Regions from separate parts of the Homo sapiens genome. Here region 1 is linked to region 2. A link is a loop called in an ENCODE intact Hi-C map of the cell type or tissue named here. Cell type or tissue: gastrocnemius medialis. All regions are shown on one strand. Links, peaks and the distances in the headings refer to the core of each region. The heading gives the core; the rest is flanking DNA. Region 1 overlaps OSBPL8 (oxysterol binding protein like 8). Region 2 overlaps OSBPL8 (oxysterol binding protein like 8).

Region 1 (11,952 bases), core at 2,628-7,627, 62 kb after region 2:
CCTCAACTTTAAGGTCCATATTAGGACCTGTCTTTAGAGTAATAAATTAAGGAGGGTGGTGGGCCGGGGTGGGGGGGGATTGTGCAACATGAGGCAACTTACAATAACTACAACCAATCAATAAAGTACATTAATTACAGTTTTCTAAGGTTTTTCAACTTCAATTAAAACCCTTTGATCCTACCTAATCAGGAAAAAGTCAGCTCTTCAAAAGAAAAATCAGTTCAAGTAGGAAACCAAAACAATATGTTAAACATTTTATTACAACTGAAATATACATATATCTCCAATCTTTTGATGGAAAGCCTTATCATCGAGTATAAATCTGTCAATTAGAATTACATATCTTCCTTGTTTAAACCACAGCTATAATACATGGGTCTGAGAGCTCTACGGGTAGTTCTTTAAAGTGAAGCAAAATTTAAAACATTTGTAAAGCCATCAGTTTGGAGAATCCTACATGTTCCAATTACTTTCCTACCTTTTCTAGTTATCGAATTATCTTATCCATACCAAGACAGGCCCAGGGAAATGCCTACAAAAAACATTGAGTTGCAATACAGAAGAGTCCTGAGCTTAGGGAACCCAAATATTTTATAATGGACAGCAAGAATGCCTGCCTTTTCTTTTCCTAAGGAGGAAAATACTATCATTATCTTCCAAGGCTGCTCACTAGATAAACATTCTTGAAAAGGTAGTCTAGAGTAACAGGCAGTCAGTGCTTTACTTGCAAGATATGCAGAAATGCAAGAAATCAATAAAGAGTTGTCTTCCAACTGTCTGTTTATCCCTGTCTACTTAACTGCTACCAAATACAACCCCCTGTAGCATTTTACCTTCTAATATATAAGCATTATTGTTGGCCAGGCACGGTGGCTCACACCTGTAATCCCAGCACTTTGGGAAGCCGAGGTGGGCGGATCACGAGGTCAGGAGTTCAAGACCAGCCTGACCAACATGGTGAAACTCTGTTTCTACTAAAAATACAAAAATTAGCTGGGCATGGTGGCACATGCCTGTAATCTCAGCTACCTGGGATGCTGAGGCAGGAGAATTGCTTGAACTGGGACCTGGGAGGCGGAGGCTGCAGTGAGCCAAGATCATGCCACTGTACTCCAGGCTGGGCTACATGCAGAACGAGACTCCGTCTCAAAAAAAAAAAAAAAAAAAGTATTATTATTAATAACAGAAGATGAAATCATGATTCACGAGCCATTTCTAAGAAACTTCACTCTTGTAAATAAGAGTTAGTTTTGATTACCAGAATTTTTTCTATGTGCTTTTAGACAATTTGAACAATCCTTTTATATTTTATATATAAATCATGCCTTGTCGAGTCCAGTCTTAATAACCAAATGCCTCTGCAATGAAGTTAGTCATCACCCAAAAAGCTTCAGAAATTAAATGAATCAAGTGAGTACTATAGAAAGGGTACATCCTAAAATAAAAGATAGTTGTCACAAGCCAAAGAAGATAAGGAAGTGTAACAGAATCACACACACACACACACCCACACAACGATATAGCTATAGTATTAGCTATAGCTATAGCTACAGACAGCTACTAGGGAAGGCTGAGGTGGGACAATCACTTGAGCCCAGAAGGCAGAGGTTGCAGTGAGCTATAATGGCGCCACTACACTGCAGCCTGGACAACAGAGGGAGACCCTGTCTCAAAAAAATAAAAATAAAAATAAGTAAAGTATAGCAACTTTAAAATTTCATCAAATTTTTCACTTCTCCCAACCTCCTCTCAAGCTATAACACAATCTTATGCCAGAATTAACCAAGGATACCAAAGTCCAAAACAGGGGTAGTGTGGTCTACCTCTGAAAAAGCAGTATGAAGTTATTATGTCACTACTTCATTTCAATCTTAGTTTTGTTTTGTTTTTTTTTAACTATGACAAAGCTAAAATATCATTATGAATTTCAAATGTGAGAAACATTAAGGATTCTAAGCTGTTTCTTATACTAAGGGCTTCTGCTTAGGAACAACAATTATTTAAAGCATTATGAACTAACAATCAGAAACTGAACTAGGATATTAAGGTGCACACTATAAGGAAAATACAAGATAATGCTAAAACTTCAGAAAAATAAATTTAAGAAAACTGGAATCCTTGCTATTTTTCCCTTCTTGGGCACTTGTTACTATCCCCTTCCAAAAACAAATCAGTTGGTGAGTGGATTTGTAGAAACCTAATCAAAGCTTAGAAGGTATGTCAGATTACGAAACCCAGCTGAAACCTTTTGAGCCTCTAAACCATGAAGCAACTAACCATTTGTACTTGCCTTAGAATAGCAGTGTCATGCCAGCTCTGGATTACCTACCTGCTACTACCAAACAGAAAAAAAAAAAAAAAAATTCTTATTTAAGCCACTGTTCATTTGGCTTTCTATTAAAACAGTAGATCTGTATCTGAATACATCGTTGAAACCCTTTCTGTGAAAAACTGAAGAAGCTAGTGGGGGAAGAAGACTCGAGATAAGAATAGGCTCATTATTCAAAGGCCAGCATGGCTAAAGCATAGTAAGCAATGAGGAGAACTATCTGAGATAAGGCTCTAGAGACAGTAGAGTCTGGATTTTATTCACTGTGAAAGAGGAAACCAATGAAAAGCCTATGCAAGGCAGGAACATGATCCACTTTATACTCGAAGACACATTACTAGTTGCTTTAAATGCATTATTACATAATGTAGTCATCACATAAACCCTATAAAGCAAGTAATTTTTCACTATAGCCCCATTTTCAAAATGAAGACACTAAGGCTCAGAGTAGTGAAGTAACATGCTGATTGCTCATTCTGCACCATCCACAAAAGCCTCTATGATATGATATTCCTTTAACATGTCAAGCAGATTTCCACATTTTTTTTCTTTTCTTTTTAGACACAGGGTCTCATTCTGTTGCCCAGTCAGGAGTGTGGTGGCAAGATCATAGTTCACTATAATCTCAAACTATTGGAAACAAGGGATCCTCAGCCTTACTCAGCCTCCCAAGTAGTAAGAACTATAGGCACGTGCCACCGGGCCTGGCTTTTTTTTTTTTTTTTTTTTTGTAGAAAAGTCTCACTATGTTGCCAAGGCTGGTTTTGAACTCCTGGCCTCAAGCAATCCTCCCTCCTCAGCCATCCAAAGTCCTAGGATTACAGCTGTGAGCCACCACACCCAGCCACCACAAGGTTTTTGTATCTGCTGTTCTTTGCCTAAAACACTCTTCCTTATGGTTCACTCTCTCACTTCTTGCAGGTTTCTTTGTTTAAATGCCATTTTATCAAATAGATCTTCCCTGACCATCCTAGCTACAAATAGCAAAATAGCAACTTGCCTCCTCCCATTCTTTTATTCATCTTTTTACCAACTACTTTTTTTTCCAAGACACTTAACACCTGACACACACATTTGTTTATATCCCCACATGTAAGTATAGTATATTATATCCCCAAATAGAAGCGCTCCATAAGCAGTTTGTTTTGTTCAGTGAGGTATTCCCAACACCTAGAAGAGTGCCTATCACAGGAGGTGCCTATCACAGTAGGTGCTCCTTAGACACTTAAGAATTGTGGACTGGCAGAGATAAGGAGCTAACTTTATCATCAAGCAAACAGACTCTTTATAGTATAATAAAGCAATAAAGGCATGAAGGCTTAATTCACTTCCCTGAAGACATAACTAACAAAGGAGTATTAGACTGAAGATCTTCCACTTCCAGAAACAACATAAGTTCTCATCAATGAACTACATAAATGAACCCAACTATAGACATAATAAATTGCCATCCCTATTATTTTTATTAAATGTTATAGTACCATTGTGTTAGTCCATTCTCACACTGCTATAAACAACTGCCCGAGACTGGGTGATTTATAAAAAGAGGTTTAACTGACTCACAGTTCCACATGGCTGAGAAGGCCTCAGGAAACTTACAATCATGGCAGAAGGCAAAGGGGAAGCAGGGACCTTCTTCACATGGTGGCAGGACAGAGAAGAGTGAGCAAGAGCAGGGAAAATTGCCTTATAAAACCACCAGAAGTGCTTTTTAAAGTCATTGTATCACCTTTTATCACTCACTTAGCATCATAAAACAAGCACAAAGAAAAACAAGTTGTGTTACTTAAGTGACACCATTCTCCTTTTCTTAGTTAGCTTCCAAGCAGATCAGCAATCTAAATTTGACTTTCAGTAATTCAATGGTAATAAAGTATTCCCTCCATCATTCAAGTTAGGTCCAACTCAGGTTATAAAAACTAGTCCCTTCAGACCAATTGCTTGTACATTTCTACAGGCACCTTTTTGGCAAACCCACATGGATTTTAAGAAATGGAGAATGAGGAGACAGGAAAATATTAATAAGATGTATCAAACTGTGACAATATGTGAAGAGTACTGTGTATATACAAACAGGAAACAATTGAAAGCCTTCAACATGTGTGGGTTGGGGGAGAGATAACTGAATTAACAGGCCATGTAGTAAAACTTAAAATCAAATCCAGTAGTCTTGAAGGTATAGTAATTGTTTAGTTTTGAAGGTATAGTAATTAAGTACTGCGCACTAAAAAAAACTGACCAAAAGGCCGGGTGCGGTGGCTCACGCCTGTAATCCCAGCACTTTGGGAAGCCGAGGCAGGCAGATCACGAGGTCAGGAGATCGAGACCATCCTGGCTAACACGGTGAAACCCCATCTCTACTAAATATACAAAAAATTAGCCAGGCATGGTGGTGGGCACCTGTAGTCCCAGCTACTCAGGCGGCTGAGGCAGGAGAATGGCGTGAACCCAGGAGGCGGAGCTTGCAGTGAGCCGAGATCGCGCCACTGCACTCCAGCCTGGGCAAGAGAGCAAGACTCCTTCTCAAAAAAAAAAAAAAAAAAAAACTGACCAAAAAATACACAGAAATTGACAAATCTGTTCCTTAAAATTTTTCTTTTCTAAACAAAAATTTTTGTTGTGGACTGTATCTGAGGCACTATATTCTCTAAGAAGAGAAAAAAAAACTGTACTCCTTCAGCTGAAATAACATTCTAATTTCTCTGATATTCACCCCCAATTAAACTAGGTGGTATCAGAAAATGAAAAGCACTTAATATATTTAAGAAAATACCATAGTGAAAAAAAATCACTATAAATTATCTATTTTAAGCAAAACTATTTGATGTTGCTCAAACAACATAGCAAAACTAGATCATTTCACTTTATTATTTGTTAAAAATCATCTCCCTTCGTCACACACTGAATCTATGAAGTAATTAATAATGAATACAATGAATGCTTATATGTATTAGGATCATGGCAAATCTATAAAGGCTGAAAGGCTTGGGTTCAGCCAATGAAGTTAATATTGTATTATAAGATTTCTAAAAATGTTATATCCACCTAGAAACTACGGCAGTATTGGATTTTTGTTTTAACCTGTCCGGACCCATTTCCCCTTCCTCTGTTAACATCCACCTTGATCTTCTTTTGGGAAAGGAACATCCCTCCTCCAACATATGCAATCTTGGTACTCCACGCTCTCCTAGCAAAAGGAGTGGACAAAAAAAAAAAGAGCCAGACCAATCAGTCCATGCCTGTCTCTCTCTCTCTGATAAATGTGAATCACAAGCAGAGTGATCACGTGAATGAAAAACAATCACAAAAAAAACTATCCTAATGGGGGCTCCACAAAGATTGTTGCTTTCTGCTCTCTAGATCCCTAAAGCTGTTCAAATGTCTACTATTTCTAAAACTCCATTTTTCATCTTGGAAGAAAATGAGCTTATCATCCTAGTAAATCATTTAAGTTACCCAAACCTTTCTATTACTTGAACCGAAAAACCCTAAATTGATATAGGTACTATTTAACACATTTGTAACCAAAATAGTCTACCTTTGAATAAGGAAATAAAATAAAAATTAACTTCAAAATATTTTTAAATGAATTTACAAAAGTAAAATCAATGTCAGACATAGAACATTTTAAAACACCATATATCCTATCATAAGAAAAAAATACAATAGCATAGTATTCATTTATGTGTTTCTTGCTAGGTTTTTAAACTCCATTACATAAGACCTATCCTATAACCATATGCAAGAACCAGGTTTTTTTTAAGACCAGGTTTTGATAATAATCATAAGGAGAAAAAAATGTTTACTCAGGAATGTAATCTCTTCTTCAATTTTCATTTGGATCCTACTACTCAAGGTGCCTTCTCTGGAGCTCCTGCTTCATTTCCTCTTACCCACTATCAAATGAAGGATTTGCGGTAAACTTCATGATTAGGACTAAGAAGAAAAACATTTCTAAAAATATCTATTTGAGCAGCTGACTGATGTTTCCATTTGTCTGACTGATCTTGCAATCCACTGAAGTCTTTATGAGGCAAACACAGGAGCAGACACAAACAAGTGATGACCAGCCCTCCAAAAGCACTTAACAACGATCAGTCTATATCAACAACTTAAAGGCGAGAAACTCAAGCGCTCAGAAATGAGATTATTAACCTCATCTCCACCTCATTACCTACCGGTTTTCCAAAATTCTAAGCTGTTATCAAGTGCAAAGCTTAGAAATGTCTTTCAAAGGACAAATGTGATTTCAGTAGGAAAAAAAATACATCTATATTCCTACTATAGCCTGGGACTTACTATTCATCAAAACAAGTTAATTCAAATGCATAACCAACATCTATAGTCATTTCCAGTAGGTGAGAAATGAGGCAAAATAAACAGAAGATAAAATCTCTATCTAGGAAAGCACACGATTTAATCGGAAAGACCAAAAATACACGTGAAATAAAACATTCATATATAATCAATATTATAATTGAATATGCTACATTTTACCTTTTCTCCTAATATTTTTACTGTAAACTAAAGTGGTTTAAGAAGGGGAAAATACCTGAGTGCTATTTTGAAACCAGGAACTGTATTCATTAATGAGATTTTTTAAATGTCCATTTATATGTAGTCAGAAACAAAATTAAATGCAATTTTTATCTAACATTTTTCTTCAATTCAACATGTTCCCAATTAACACACACTATAGTTTGGCAACTGCCATTACAGTACCTCAAATGTTCCTGCAAAAGACTGCTTCAGGCAAGGATAGGAATGTTTCTGTTAAAGAATGGGCGAAGAAGGAAAAGAAACACAATTTTAAATTGAAAAGTGTTACAATTTCATTTCCTGTCAAGTATCAGACGTGGTATTTAAACACAGGGCTTCTGGTACACACTTTTGTTGCTGCAACCCCAATTTACTGACCTTGTCAAAAATCATATACTATTGGAATCTAGAGTTGCTTACTACCAATAACGGGCTAAAGAAGAATACCAATTGCTGTCTAATTCCTTCCGACTAGCTGAAAGTACTTTGCTTCTTCCTTAATATATACAATATCTGCATTGGAAAATAACAAGCAGGAAGTCCCTGGTGGTGGCAACATCTTGGAAAGCAGAAACTCACAAAAAGAAACAAATGAAAAACAAAAATCAGCAACACATACACACAAGCAATGAGGTCAAGAGAGTAAACTATGCAAAGTTTTTTTACTATTTTCGAGATGATGTTGGTTTGGAAGATTTACACTACCTTCAAAACTTACAAAAACATTCAAAATAATGTGGTACTAGCATACCGCACATATATCAATGGAATAGAATAAGGAGTCTAGAAATGGACCCATAAACAGAGTCAATTAATTTTCAACAAAACTGCCAAGGAAACCCACTGGGAAAAAGAAAATACTTTCAGTAAAAACTGGATATTCATTAAAAACAACAAGAACAACCAAAACAGCCTGGCTTTTATACTAAACAAAAATTAACTCAAAATGAATCACAAATCTAAATACAAAAGCCAACATTATAAAACTTCTAGAATAAAAATGGGAAAATAAAAATTTGTAGACAAAAAAATTCTTAAGATATGCAAAAAATATAAACCATGAAAGAAAACAGATATGCTAAATTTCAAAAAATTAAATTACTTCTCTTTAAAAAGTTTTTAAAAAAGGCAAGACATAAACTGTTAGAAAATATGCACAACACATATATTAGACAAATGACTCAGATTCTGACTATATAAAGAACCTTCAATAAGAAATCAATAAGAAAACAATTTTTTAAATGAATAAAAGATTTAAACAATTTACAAAAAAAAATACAAATGGCTAATAAATCCAAGAAAAGATGCTTACTACCACAGTCATCAGCGAAACGCAAATGAAAAACCACAATGAGATACTATTACACAACCACTAGAATGTTAATTAAATTTTTTTAACTGAAAATGTAAGTGTTGATGAGAAGGGGAGCAACTGGAACTCTCATACATTGCTGGTGAGATGCAAAATGGTACAGCTACTCTTAAGTATTTACCAAAGAAAAATGGAAACATGTCCACTCAAAAATTTGTACATGGATGTTCACAGTAGCTTCATTTACAATAACCGAAAATTACAAACAAGTCAAATGTCTATCAAAAGGTGAATGGATAAACAAATTGGATATTCATTACAATACTGTAATAGTATTCCTATACCATGGAATACTATCCCAAAATAAAAAGGAATAATCTCAAAAATATGCAGGGCAAAATAAACCAGACAAGAGTACATACTCTATGATTCCGTTCATATGAAATCTTAGAACAGACAAAAGCAATCCACAGTAACAGAACCCGAATCAGTCATTGTCTGACATAGAGTAGGAAAGGGAAAGATTAAGTTCAAAGGGCACAAGAGAATTTTGGGGACTGATGGAAAGTTCTATATCTGTATCTATTGTGGTAGCAGTAACATGGGTGTATACATCTGTCAAAATGAATCAAACTATGTACTTAAAATGGTTTCATTTTATTCAGGTGTAAATTATACCTGAATAAAGTAGTTTGGGTTTTTTTTAGTATTTTTTTTAAGTGATATTGGGGGGGTGTGAGGTGGAAAGCAGGAAAGACTACAGAAGTAGCGAAAGGCAAAATGATGCTGTTTAAGTAACAATGTTTAAAATCAGAAAAAATGTAAAAAATCTAGCACAACTAGGCCTGGTGTGGTGGCTCACACTTGTAATCCTAGCGCTTTGGGAAGGCGAGTCGGGCAGATCACCTGAGGTCAAAAGTTAGAGACCTGCCTGGCCAACATGGTGAAACTAAAAATACCAAATACTAAATACTAAAATACTAAATATTAAATACTAAAAATACCAAAAAAAAAATCAAGCCCAACTAAAACCAAGAGTGTAACTGAGATAATTAATTTTGTCTGTAAAAATGGGAATAACTCACAGGATAGCTGTAAAAAATAGATGAGATAGTTAATCTTATCACTGTACTACTTAACACTATGTATGCTGGTAAATTACAGCAACACAATTCATATTAGTTGAATTTGTATCTACCCATGGTAAGTGTTAAGGTGAAGCAAAGAAAATAAGTAAAAGTAACATGGAATAAATCCTGAAAGAATTTCTAGAGGAAATTATCTTAAGATGCCACTTTTGAAAAGAGAAAAGGAAATGGGTGGAAAGGAAGGAGAGACCTACAGGTGGAGGGAATGGTAATGTGCAGAAGAACGGAGGCGGAAAGGAGCAAGTCATATGTATGAGATGGCAAAATTAGCATGCCTGTGGCAGCAAATCCATATATAGGAGTATCAAAAAAAAAAAAAAAAAAACGAGTAATCTTCCCATCTGACGCGAACACTCATTTAAATGTTACAGTAGGACCCAGAAATGTAACTTCATCCAGTGGATGCTATGATACATGATAAATATATTCAACCATTTAAAACAGAGAAAAATAAAAAGTTCTATCTTTGTGTTTAAAAAATGAGAATGCTTACAATTACCAGCTTCAGTCTCTTGGAGGTTAGCCACAGTTCTTCCCAAAAGAAAAAAAAATTATAATTATTAAAATATAATTATAGCTAAGCAACATATGGACTTGCTGTGCAGCTGTCCCTGTGCTTCTGAAACTATGAAAGCCTTTACATTTTGCAAAGTCTGATTTCTATAAATGACTGGTATTTGGAAAATAAGATACAAGAAAATCTGCCCAAGTAACTAATCAGCTACAACAAGAATTATTTCATAGCATACTACTTAAAAGGTATCAAGACACTAAAATTGTATTTCAACAGACATAGTATGACCAAGATCAGGATTCCTGGGCATTTATAACTTTAAACTGTTTTTACATTTATACATTTAAACGTGTTTAATTAAAGAATGCAGGGTTACCACTGTTATGATGTGCAAACTAACTTAAATCTTAAGATTTTGCTTATAGAACAGTGTTTCATATACAGAAAAGTATTATTTTCAATGTCTTATCACTGAGAAGAGATAACAAAGATAATAGTTATAGTAATAACTTGAGCAAATTAAGTTCTCTGAATGAGAGAAATCTACAGAAATGTACGATGAGAGAGATTCACAATGAGAAATAAAATATTAAAGGACAACAGGCCAGGCACGGTGGCTCACACCTGTAATCCCAACACTTTGGGAGGCTGAGGCAGGTGGATAACTTAAGGTCAGGAGTTCAAGACCAGCCTGGTTAACATGGTAAAACCCCGTCTCCACTAAAGATAGAAAAATTAGCTGGGCATGGTGGTGGGTGCCTGTAATCCCAGCTACTCAGGAGGCTGAGGCATGAGAATCACTTGATCCCAGGAAGCAGAGGTTGCAGTGAGCTGAGATCGTGCCACTGCACTCCAGCCTGGGCAACAGAGCAAGACTCCATGTCTAAAAAATAAATAAATAAAATAAAATAAATAAAGACAGTAATACTGACCTTTAAACGCAGTAGCACCAATGGAGATTGCTGAGGACAACAAAGTTACAGGGTTAAATTAATTTAAGTCTCTTTATTGAGAAAGGCTGTTATATAGTGGCAGTCAGCTAACTAACAAGGTTTTATCTGCTCCATCTACATCAAGGCCATACCAATTAGAGACCTTGACTCAGAGTAGAGAATGTAGAGGTTAAAGAATAACCTTAACGACTTTTGCTTTTTGAACCCATATATTATACATCAATGTAGTCACTAAAATATTTACAAACACATAAAAATTTGATGTGTTATATTGCTCAGAATCATGAATAATTTTTCTTTTCATGATAGTATTTTACACTATTAAATACTTTTTAAACCACTAACTATATATTCACTAAAAGTATATATTTATTCCTATTTTAAGAAACACAAATTGGAAAACAATTCTTAATAATAAGATTAGCAATAAAACACTAGTCAAGACCTGTCACTAACTTTTGTTTTTTTGTTGAAAGAAGATTTTAGGAATGTGACACAGCTATAGATTATTTTTAAATGAGGATTATGAAATATTTTAAATCAAACACCTGTAAGAATGATTAAAGGGATGACAGGCAACATGAGAGCAAGCCCTTTAAGTATAGTTCAAAGGCTTTATCATTGTAAACAAACTTATTTAAAGGTAAGAAATTTGTCTATGGGACATCTATATTATTCAGAACTTTGAGACCCAGTGCAGTGGCTCACACCTGTAATCCCAGCACTTTGGGAGGCCAAGGCAGGCAGATCACTAGAGGTCAGGAGTTTGAGACCAGCCTGGCCAACACGGTGAAATCCCATCTCTACTAAAAATACAAACATTAGCCGGCTGTGGTGGCACATGTCTGTAGTCCCAGCTACTCGGGAGGCTGAGGCAGGAGGCTGAACCTGGGAGGCAGAGGCTGCAGTGAGCCAAGATCACAACACTGCACTCCAGCCTGGGTGACACACCAAGACTCCATCTCAAAAAAAAAGAAAAAAAGAAAAAAGATTAGAACTTCGAGGATGAAGTTCAAAATTGAAAGGAATAAAAAAGGAATGAGAAGTCCTAAGAGCCTGCTATTAAATAACTGGGGGGGGGGAGGGGGAGGGTAAGTATCCTGAATCTCTTACTTAGGGTAGGAAGTATATTTTGAACCACCTACCTTAAAACC
Region 2 (11,952 bases), core at 3,081-8,080:
TCCTGTAATCATCTGCAAAATATACTTGTGCACATTTTACCCTTGAGTTTCATGGGAGAGATTTTAAAGGAGTATTTGTCTCGGAACTACAGCTTATCACTGTTGGATAAAGAATATTATCTGGCCTGCCAAGCAGATATTTAAAAATAACCTAATCGCACATTTGATCCAGCAATTCCCCTCCTAGGAATATTAATAAGGGGATCATACAAAATGTTCAAAAAGCTGTGTCTGGCCAGGTGCAGTGGCTCACGCCTGTAATCCCAGCACTTTGGGAGGCTGAGGCGGGCAGTTCACAAGGTCAGGAGATTGAGACTTTCCTGGCTAACAAGGTGAAACTCCGTCTCTACTAAAAATACAAAAAATTAGCCGGGCGTGGTGGCGGGCGCCTATAGTCCTAGCTACTCAGGAGGCTTAGGCAGGAGAATGGCATGAACCCGGGAGGCGGAGCTTACAGTGAGCCAAGATCACGCCACTGCACTCCAGCCTGGGCGACAGAGCAAGACTCCGTCTCAAAAAAATAAAATAAAATAAAATAAAAATAAAAAGATGTGTCCACGGATATTTACCACAACACCATTTACAGTAATCTAAAGAAGTAACCTGTTTCAAACAGGGTAATAAAATACCTTCACACAATGAAATAGCAAGCATGTAGTCATTAAAGTTTCTTTTTCCAGCCAGGTGCAGTGGCTCACACCTGTAATCCCAGCACTTTGGGAGGCCAAGGTGGGAGGATCACTTGAGGTCAAGAGTTTGGGACCAGCCTGGCCAACATGGTGAAACCCCGTCTCTACCAAAAATATAAAAATTAGCTGGGTGTGGTGGTACACGCCTGTAATCCCAGATACTCTGGAGGCTGAGGCAGGAGAATTTCTTGAACCCGGGAGGTGAAGGTTGCAGTAAGCCGAGATCACACCACTGCACTACTGGGCAAAAGAGCAAGACTCTGTCTCAAAAAAGAAAAAAAAAAAGTTCATTTTTCCACCTACTAAAAAAATCCATTATATATTGGCTTTTAAAAGTAGGTTATAAAGAAGCTTGTATGATATGACCCTACTTTTATAAATTTTCTTATACACATACAAACTTACGAAAGATGCCACCAAAATATCAACAGTAGTTAACTTTAGGAGGTAGGATTTTACTTATATTTTTCTGTATTTTTTAAATATGGCATACTAGTATGCATTATTTTTATAGTCAAAAAAGAACTTATTTACATTTTGAAAAAAATATAAAGTTTTTAACTGATATTTTTCAATCTACACTAGCTTATTTCTTATTATGACATAATTATCTATGATTAAGTATAGTGGGAAGTACATTTTAAGAATCCAACTTGAAATCCTAAAAAGATGCAAAAATGTTAACATGTCCCACACAGCACCACATATTACTCACTGTCTCTTGAACTTCAGCAACTTCTGAATATGGCAATATCTAAAAAGAAAACAAATTTTCTTGGGAGTGATTTAATCTCATATACTTAAATCTGAATCTAGAGAGCACCCAGAATTTATCAAATAAATTAAGCGGTGCAATAATCTTTTAAGTAATAGTTATTTTTCAAAAGGTGCAATATTACTTCTACACTGAAAATTGAACCCTTTTTTAAAAATCTTTTTCCAGGCTGGGCGCGGTGGCTCATGCCTGTAATCCCAGCACTTTAGGAGGCCGAAGCGGGTGGATCATTTGAGGTCAGGAGTTCGAGAACAGCCTGGCCAACCTGGTGAAACGTCGTATCTACTAAAAATACAAAAAATTAGCCAGGCATGCTGGCAGGTGCCTGTAATCCCAGCTACTTGGGAGGCTGAGGCAGGAGAATCGCTTGAACCCGGGGGCGGGGGCGGAGGCTGCAGTGAGCCAAGATTGCACCATTGCACTCCAGCCTGGACAAGAACGAAACTCTGTCTCAAAAAAAAAAAAAATCTTTTTTTAATCCTGAGTCATCTGGAAATTACAGTTAATTTGCCAACCTGTGGAGTCCTCTCTGGCATTGGCCTGGTAGTTTTTCACACTTTATATCCTTCCTTTATGTATTTAAAGTCTTCTTTAAATGTATGTATCAGTCTTCTTTATGTATGTATCAGTCTTCTCATGTAAGCCTCTTTTGGTTTCTAAGAATACTCCTCTGCTCTGGCTTCCCTTCTATTTTCCTGCCTCCACACATTGTCCTCCCATTCAGCAAGTGAATGGCCATTACCAGTGCTCAGCTTCAACTATTTGTTGTTCTTCCTCTACCTGCTCTTTTCCTGCAGGTTCCATTGATGCTCAAGGCTCATTTATCACCTATATTCAGATAACTTCCTAGTTTCTTCTTCATACCTAGCATATCTCCAAAACTTCAAAACATTTCTACCTATATGTTTGGACATTATTGCATATTAATTTCTAGTTCTAAAATTATGTTAACAAAGGAAGGGCTTTACATCTTTGTATCAGAGATAGTAATCAGCTTTCTCTCAGAAACCAGCTTCCACACTGATTTGCCCATCTTTCTTTCAAACACTCAGGCATAAACCCTTGATTCCTCTGAGACATTTCCCCCAACATCTGATTAAATTATTAAATTCTGATTTTTTTGCCTCTATGGTGCCTATTTCACATTCAGTCTTTTTTTTTTCACTTCCCATTAGTGCCCCCTATGTCAGACCCACATCACCTCATGTGTCAACTTCTGCATCTCCCTTTTGGTAGATGTCCCTGCATGCAGTCTCAGCCCACTCATTCATTTACTATGCTACATACCAGAATTTAAAAACATGATAAAAACATAGTCCCTACTGCCAAGATCACCATACACAGAAGACAGTATGTATTACGGTTTATTCAACACTAAGATAAGTGATCTCCAGTCTACCCAACATTACCCATTCTTCAGGCTATCCCATCATTAGCATGCCACTTAACTTCTTTCTGTGAGGTTTCTTTTTCTCCTTTGTAAATGCACTAATTATTAAACCTTCCAAATTTCTAGAATTGTTATGAGGCTTAATAATAGTTTACCTGAGTATTGTATATAAATTTGTTTTGAAAATCAGTATATAGACATAAGGCAGAATTACTTATTATTAAAACAAATGACAAAGACTAAGAAAGGACCTAGAAAAAAGTGATTAATTTACCAACTTAATTTTCTAGGCAGTCACTCTGGCCTCATTTCTCCTCCACTAAAGAACATCTGGTGGCACCCTATTCTTTTAAAAATAAACCCCAAACACTGATAGTTAAAATATTTTACAATTTGGCCCAATTATCCATCCCACAGAAATAATGATTTTCTATGAGATGGTCTCACATCTCCACTTAACTCAAACTCCACTTAGCTAAAATTCTGTCTAGTAAAACTGATTGCTTAAAGTGATCTGTAATTTTCTCCCTACTTTGTTTCTGCTTTCCTACTCAATAGCTTGAAATTTTTATATGTATTTTCTGTCTTTCTCCACTCAAATGTTAGCTCCACTGGAGTGGGAATTTTGTCTATTTTGTTCACTGCAATATCTCTTAAAACTAGAACAGAGCTTTGCGCCATAGCAGACACTCAACAAACCCCTCACCTTGAGAGCTCAAATTGCCAATTCTGCTACCTATGTTCAAGCTAAAGTTATCGTTCTCCAACTCTGACTTTCTAATGTGAATTCTTTGATAATTCATAATTATCTCACAGTATTGTCTCTCTTGCCATACAAATAAATAAATAATTCAATTGTTATTTAACTTTTCTCCACCATTATAATGGTCTAGTACAGTGCTGTCAAATAGAACTTTCTACGACGATAGAAATAGTGTGTATCTGTAATGTCCAACAGGGTAGCTACTACCTACATGTAGCTATTGAAATCTTGAAATGTGGCTAGTAAAACTAAGGAAGAACTTTTAATTTAATTAGGTTAACTTTAAATTAGTCACATGTGGGAAGTGGCTATACTATCAGACAACTCAGGTCTAGCACAATCTTACCTTTCCCTAGCTCACCTAACACTGACCACACCTCTAGCATTTGCCACTGCTGACCACTCCTTTTCTGAAAACTCTGTCCTCTCTTAGTTTCCAACCTATTTTCTCTTTCTCCTCCCTCTCTCTGCATCCTAGAATCTCTTATTTCCATTCAACATGATTTCCCCATGTGATTCCATTGACTTGATTTTTTAAAGAGCTCAGTTCACTAACTCCCCAAATCAGTTTCCTACCTTAACCACTCCTGAGCTGCAGACCCTCAAGGCCATTCCAATGATTCTCCTGGTGAATTCATTCTTCTTATATAAAGCATGACATCCTTGATAAGGGATTTCCTGACCTCCCACTGCAGGCATAACAAATAGATATTCCATCTGTCTTGTCACTGCATCTTTCTATTATCAGGTCGGATTGCAGGGGAGAGCCCACAGAGCTCCATGTGTTCCTAGCAACACTGACTCTGTACCTCCACCTTCCTGAGTAGGAGGAAAGACCCTTCACTCACCCTTTCCCACAACCCCAAACGCTTACAGACTAACCACCGTCTGCCCAACAGATATGCAAGCTTTACACTCAGTTCTTATTTTTTGCCTAGAAAACTTCCTTTAGGATTCTGCTCAAAAGCTACTTCATCACAATACTTCCATAATATTCCCAAAACAGCAATCATCCCCTATTTTGTTACTCTCTATCCTTCTTACCCTGCTTTATTTTTCGTCACAGCAATCATCTCGTAACACAGTTCATATTTATATATTTTTTCTTTCTCTACTGAAATGTTAGCTCCACTGAAGTGGGAATTTTGTCTATTTTGTTCACTGCTATATTCCTTAAAACTAGAACAGAGCCTGGCACCATTGTGGACACTCAGCAAATACTGAATGAATAAAGACAAGAAAAGAAAAAAAAAAGGCTTAGTGATTATAACCCTAATACCTAGCAAAGTCTTTGGCCATCTGATAAGCCCAAATTCCATCACTAAGAATTCCCTCATTCTTTTCCTTAAATAGTTCTGTCCTGCATAAAATAACATTGTTACAGATTCACTATCAGTTTTTGGTAATGAAACATGAATTACATTTCTTCTGGCACTGGTGGTCTCTTGCCATGATTAATCCAACCTCCTTTATCAAGGTCTTCACATACAAGAGAAGCTCAAAATTAACCAATATGATTTTCACTTGTAACTAATGGCATGCATCTGGTGAGACTGCTGGCGGACTCTGTGGTTAGGAAACCAGAAAAACTTTACTGCCCACTAAAAGAATTAAAGCTATAACCTTGAGCTTTGACTTCATTAACATTTTCCTCTAAATCTGGCCTAACGAGCCACAGTTGCCTGAAAAGGTTATGAAATAGCACAACCGAAACCATATTATCACATCATAATCATGCCAGGTGATATGAGAACTGGTTATATGAGACAGCATATACATGAACATTTCAGTGTCTGATGCTTCATCTTACGACCTGTTTCACGCATTTCAATTGTCAATCTGAAATAAAAGCATCTTACTTGAAATTTCATTTTGGCCAATTCTTTGCATGCTTATATAGAGATATGTGAGCCTACATTCTAGATTAAATCATGACTGAGATCTAAATTAAGACATAAGAGCTGCAAAAAAATACCTTCATTCCTTCTAGATTTCTATTCCATTTCTAACAAATCACTGATTAGTATATCACACTGCACAGCATCAAGCCACAGGCAAGACTGCTAATAATAACATGGAAACGTCAACCCCCATGACTCATCAATCTACCACACATAAGAATGCAGTTAGCAACTGTTCCTCATGTCTCTGCAACTACATGGTGCTCAAATGTCAAAATATTCAGCCTAGATAGAAAAGTCAAAATTATTAATAGTTACAGGAAAATAAAGCTTTGGATTAAATAAAACAGATCACGTATCACATATTTTTCAATGTATACCAAAAATTATATTAGGTAATGAATATAAAAACTAATGAATATAACAACTTTAAAAAGATGCTTAAAAGTCTAGGTGTAATATAGATGAGTTTATAACCCAAAAAAAAGCCCTCTCTTTCAATAAGAATAAGAGAATTAGAATATTTACATTTAGATCCTAGTGCTGCCCACTGTCTGGCTAACTGACTTTATGCAAATTACCCTTTCAGAGCCTCGGTTTCTTCATCTCTTAAAAACAGAGTAACATCTACCTTACAGTATTATAGAAAGGATTAAATGAGAAACTGTATGGGACACCAAGCCTCTGTACACCTCCACTTGGATACACATCTCAAACTCAGTATGTCCAAAACCGACTTCATCTTCCCTTTCTCTGCCCCTGCTCTTCTTCCTATATTTTCTCCCTTAAGGAATGGTACCTCCCACCAAATCACACAACACAGAAACCTGTAAGTCGCTCTAAATTTCTCCTTCACTTTTATTTTCCTCATCTATATTCTCCTCCACTCCTAATATTAAGTCCAGGACAAGGTCCTAAAGCTCTACGTAGTCTCTCATATTTACCCTTTATTTCTCATATCCACAGTTACTGCTACTACCTGCCACCTGAATTTCTTACACTTAAGCAATTTATCTTCCATACCGATATCATAGAGAGCCTTCTAAAGTTGTTCAACAACATGGTTGAGTCACTTCAATGATTCTGCACTCCCACAGCCTACCAAAATTGGAGAGAAAAACATTTAACCCCATCTTCAAGGCTCTTCACAATTTTGTCAATCTTATGTCATGCATTCCTCCAAACACCCATCAATCCTACACTTCACAAATGTGACAAACTGAAAATGACTTTCACTTCTTCAAACATACCATGTTGTTGAACAATTTACTTGTTACTCTCACAGCTCCTTTTGCCTACAATGCCATTCTCACCTTCACCAGGCAAATACCTAAGTTCCTTTCAACACTCAGGTTAAGCATTACCTTGTCTTAAAAAACTTTTTTGATACTGACTTTTCAACTCCACTCAAATAACTGACTCTTCTGATCCCCTCTGCATCGTATATGGTCATCTATAACAATGTTATCTCATCCAGTATGAATTAACGCTAAACACATAATGCCCTAAAACTCATAGAAAGAAAATGTAATTCGATATGCAAAGGCCTGAGTTCAAGTCCTGACTCCATCGTCTACTTGTCGTATAGCTCGGGAAAAGCTATATAATTTCTCTTTATCCCAGTTTCTGCATCTGTAAGATGAGGATACCACCATCTTAACATCATTTTTAAGATTCTACATGTTTAATATATGTAAAATTGGTCTTTAGTATCTTCCTGAAACCACACATCCAATCAATCACCAGGTCCTGCTGATTTGCATCTCTAATTCCTTCCACATATTTTCTATTCTGCTACCACTACTGTAGGGACCAGCCCCACAGGGTCGGTGGGTTTTTCTCCCTGTGTGTGGAGACAAGATATTGTAGAAATAAAGACACTAGACAAAGAGATAAGAGAAAAGACAGCTGGGCCCGGGGGACCACTACCACCAAGACGCGGAGACTGGTAGTGGCCCCGAATGCCAGGCTGTGCTGATATTTATTGGATACAAGACAAAGGGGCAGGGTAAGGAGTGTGAGCCATCTCCAATGATAGGTAAGGTCACGTGGGTCACGTGTCCACTGGACAGGGGGCCCTTCCCTGCCTGGCAGCTGAGGCAGAGAGAGACAGGGAGAGAGAGAGACAGCTTACACCATTATTTCTGTATATCAGAGACTTTTAGTATTTTCACTAATTTTGCTAATATTATCTAAAAGGCAGAGCCAGGTGTACAGGATGGAACATGAAAGTGGACTAGGAGCATGACCACTGAAGCACAGCATCACAGGGAGACGGTTAGGCCTCCAGATAACTGTGGGCAGGCCTGACTGATGTCAGGCCCTCCACAAGAGGTGGAGGAGTAGAGTCTTCTCTAAACTCCCCCGGGGAAAGGGAGACTCCCTTTCCTGGTCTGCTAAGTAGCAGGTGTTTTTCCTTGACACTGACGCTACCGCTAGACCATGGTCTGCTTGGCAACGGGCGTCTTTCCAGATGCTGGCGTTACCACTAGACCAAGGAGCCCTCTGGTGGCCCTGTCCGGGCATAACAGAAGGCTCACACTCTTGTCTTCTGGTCACTTCTCACTATGTCCCCTCAGCTCCTATCTCTCTGTGTGGCCTGGTTTTTCCTAGGTTATGATTATAGAGCGAGGATTATTATAATATTGGAATAAAGAGTAATTGCTACAAACTAATGATTAATGATATTCATATATCATTATGTCTATGATCTAGATCTAGTATAACTCTTATTGTTTTATATATTTTATTATACTGGAACAGCTTGTGCCCTCGGTCTCTTGCCTGGGCACCTAGGTGGCTTGCCACCCACACACTACCATAGAAGTTTTAATTGCCTTTTATCTAGATTTCACAACAGCATGCTAACTTGTTCCCTGAACTAACCACCTCTATTTCTATGGTTTTCAACCTTAGATGCACATTGAAATCAACTAAGGGACTTTAAAAGGTACTAATATACGCAACTCACCCTCTGAGATTCTAATTCAATTGAATAGGAATGTAGCTGTACATCAGTTTTTCAAAACATCCCAGATAACTCTAACATTCAACTGGTTGCCCCCAATACTCCACAATTTTGCCATGCTGATATTCCTAAACCACAACTCGAACAGGTTGGTTCCCTGCTCCAAAATCTTCAACAATTTCATACTGTGTTAACAACAAAGATCCCAAACAGTAAAAGTAGTATTCAAGGCCCTGTATGATCTGATTCAAAGAGACGCAATATAGGAAAGTGATTAAAGGTTCACCCCTGGAGCCAAAATGTATCCCAGCTCTGCTACTTACTAGATGTGTGTCCTTGTCTCTGTATCCTTGTAATTCTATCTATCTCATAGGGTTATTTTAAAGATTAAATGAGTTTATGGGCAAGGCATTTTGAATAGCTGGCGGCACACAGTAGAAATTTAATAAACATTAGTCATTATTCATTTCTAATAGCTTTATTTCCTACTAATTCCCCTAATGCAGCCAACAGTTTTACCCATAAGACCTAAATAAAACCTGCTCTAAACACAGTATAGGCATGAACCTAGGAAGGTACTATGTGTAGAATGTGCTTAATGAAGGTAGGTTAGTTTGCTGAACCCAATAAATGTTTAAATAAAATAAAATAAATTTAAAAAACATAAAAATTTTTTAAGTATTTTGATTTAACGTCCAACCAAATCTCCACTTGTCTGTCTAGTGACAGTAGAACAATGAAGGGATTTTTATCCATACCTCAACTTAGTAGGTTTTCATTAACTTGTGACTGCTTCAGAAGTCAACTTAAGTTTAATAGGGTGAAAACAGCAGCAATGGAGCAAGAGCAAGCTTGGGATGGGGGGATAAATTTATATATACGCACTTGTGTATGTACACACATACATATATATATATAATTTAATTTTGTGTGTATATGTATAAAAATAATATTAATCTTTTTGGGGGGAGGCAGAGTCTCACTCTGTTGCCCAAGCTGGAGTGCAGTGGCATGATCTTGGCTCACTGCAGCCTCAACCGCCAGGGCTCTAGTGATCCTCCCACCTCAGCCTCTTGAGTAGCTGGGACCACAGGCACATGCCACCATGACTGGCTAATGTTTTTTATTATTTGTAGAAACAAGGTCTCACTATGTTGCCCAGGCTAGTCTTGAACTCCCAGGCTCAAGCAATCCTCCTGCCTCAGCCTCCCAAAGTGCTGGGATTACAGGCGTGAGCCACTGCACCCAGCCCGAAATTAAATTTTATGTCTATATGTATGTGTGTACACAGACAAACACATGCATATAAATTCATCACCCAATCCCCAAGCTTGCTCTTGCTCCATTGCTGCTATTTTCACCCTATTAAACTTAAGTTGACTTCTGAACCGGTGACTTTTGAAGCAGTCACAACTTAATGAAAACCTACTAAGCTGAGGTACGGATAAAAATCTCTTTATTGTTCTACTGTCACTAGAAAGACAGGTAGAGATTTGGTTGGACTTTTAACCAAATTTTATCTTCACATATCTCCAATATGCTGAAATTTGAATCCTTCACATTTCTTTCTGAGGTTTTATGGGACTCCCATGAATTTTTTTTATTTTAATCTTAAATTTAAGATTCTTAACATACACCATTTTAATTAAGAGTTAAATGTGGAGCTGTGGGTGTCTAAGCTTTAATTATATCCTACTTATGAGAAGCTCTGGCATGTCTTAAAACTTGGGAGAAAGAGCAAATGACAATACTTTTAAAAAACCTTCATATGTTTAAAAGCTAAGTAGTTGCATTATTTATGGATACTGAAGGAAATAATAAGTATTTAAAGCCAGTTCTCCTCCCAAAGTCTAGATTAGCAAAACAAATAGCTTTGACTATTCTCCTGTTAAATAATTTCACTGTCTACACTGAGTAAATGACACAGTCTGTTTTTTCAGGTGGTCCCTTAATAGTTCTATTTTTTAATTTTTAAACTGTGTATCACATGTGACAAAGATCTTAATATGAATTAACTGTGCAACAGTTCTGTTCTTTTAAATCTCTGGTCCACTTTCAGCCTCTCTATACACAGAGAATGCAAAGCCAATAAAGAAGAAGCCAATTGCTTTTGCAAGTAAGAACTGAATTACTAGTGAGGTAACAAGTCCCCACCCGACCCTAGCCCCTGAACCCGTCCCTGGAGATGGAGAAAGTGGAGTATCACAGATAAAGGAAAGGCCAGGAGAAGGGAACAGGAGGAAGGGTTGGAAGCCAGCCATCTTTCTATGCTCTTTTCTCTCTAATCATTGAACACCCTGTTTTTACTATGAGCACAAAACATGATTTAATTCCAAACAGAGGCATTAAACACAGTCCTAAGTAAGCATTTTTGCTTTTAAACTGTGCGTGTACACACATGCAGTACTGTTGCAGTACACACATACCAAATGCAGGCAGAGAGGCCAACTACTACCGTCCACTGCGCTTTCTCTCAAATGGGCTGTTTACAACTGAGGAGACAGTTTATGGATAAGAAGTGTGCTCAGAACAGAGATAAAGAAAAGTTCCCTAAGAAACAGAATATATAAGCAACTGGGGAAATGAGGTGGAAGCTATGATTTTAATAAAAAAGATTCTCTACCCTAAGACATGTATTCTCTAGATTGACCAAAATGGTGAAAAGTTAGTCCCTGGGCTCTTACCTTTCTATGTAGGACAGTATCAGACAAGGCAGTAATATTCCCAGAAGAATATTATTAAGAGAATATAAGCTCACAAACAAAAATAATATTCTAAGGAGCCCAAGTGCTGTGAAAGACAACAAACTGAACAATCTTGGTGAAAGAAAAGAAAATCAGTGAACCAAACTAATCAAGAACTTAATAAACATGTTTAAAAAGATAAATGAGGATATTATAAAACTGAAGCATGAACAAGCAAATATTTTTAAAGCCGATAATACTGGGTATAAAAATATTATAGAGAAATAAAATATAGTAGACTTGAAAAGCAAAATGAATATGATCCAATAATAAATTAATGAGCTAGAAGAATGATCAAGTAATTCAAAAAGAAGTCATCAGGAAGAAAAAAGATGGAAAATATACATAAGTTAAGCAAGATGAAAGAATGAAACAGAAGTGCCACATTCACAAAATAAGAGATGCAAAAGGAAGGCATAAAAGATTTAAATAGTAACAGAACACTAAATTTTAAATAATTCTGAAAACCTACACAGAATGAATACCTTTCTAGAAAAGACTTCCCAAGTCTCATCGCCAGACATACATTCATAAAACCACAGACTCAACTGTATAAGGAATGGAAGAAAAAGGGAAAAAAACCTATTATTTGCAGATGATATGAATCAGACAAAATATTAAAACTAATGAAAAGTAAGCAGACATTCAACAAATATCTGTTAAATGACCAAATGAGAAAAGAAAGAAACAAAGTCAAAAAACTGCTGAAAGGTAGAGGTCCT

The links. Peaks named below come from ENCODE experiments on the same cell type or tissue, not always from the same donor. Only the 100,000 strongest peaks of a DNase experiment are listed, where the experiment ranks them.
Region 1: a loop joins it to region 2, with 2.0 times the contacts of the local background. A loop is called at or near these places in 4 of 110 quality-filtered maps.

What each region holds. Positions count from the first base shown.
Region 1 is chr12:76,527,180-76,539,131 of GRCh38, forward strand. All of the region lies in intron 1 of OSBPL8 (oxysterol binding protein like 8), which reads right to left. Among named protein-coding and RNA genes, the nearest start is that of OSBPL8, 27 kb to the right of the region's middle. RefSeq lists an enhancer at 3,817-4,545. In gastrocnemius medialis, for the core only: no CTCF peak of the experiment used is centred there; no DNase peak of the experiment used is centred there; H3K27ac peaks cover 2,052 bases.
Region 2 is chr12:76,465,046-76,476,997 of GRCh38, forward strand. The region is part of intron 2 of OSBPL8 (oxysterol binding protein like 8); the gene reads right to left. Among named protein-coding and RNA genes, the nearest start is that of OSBPL8, 89 kb to the right of the region's middle. RefSeq lists an enhancer at 6,604-6,683. In gastrocnemius medialis, for the core only: no CTCF peak of the experiment used is centred there; a DNase peak (open chromatin) is centred at 5,696; H3K27ac peaks cover 2,786 bases.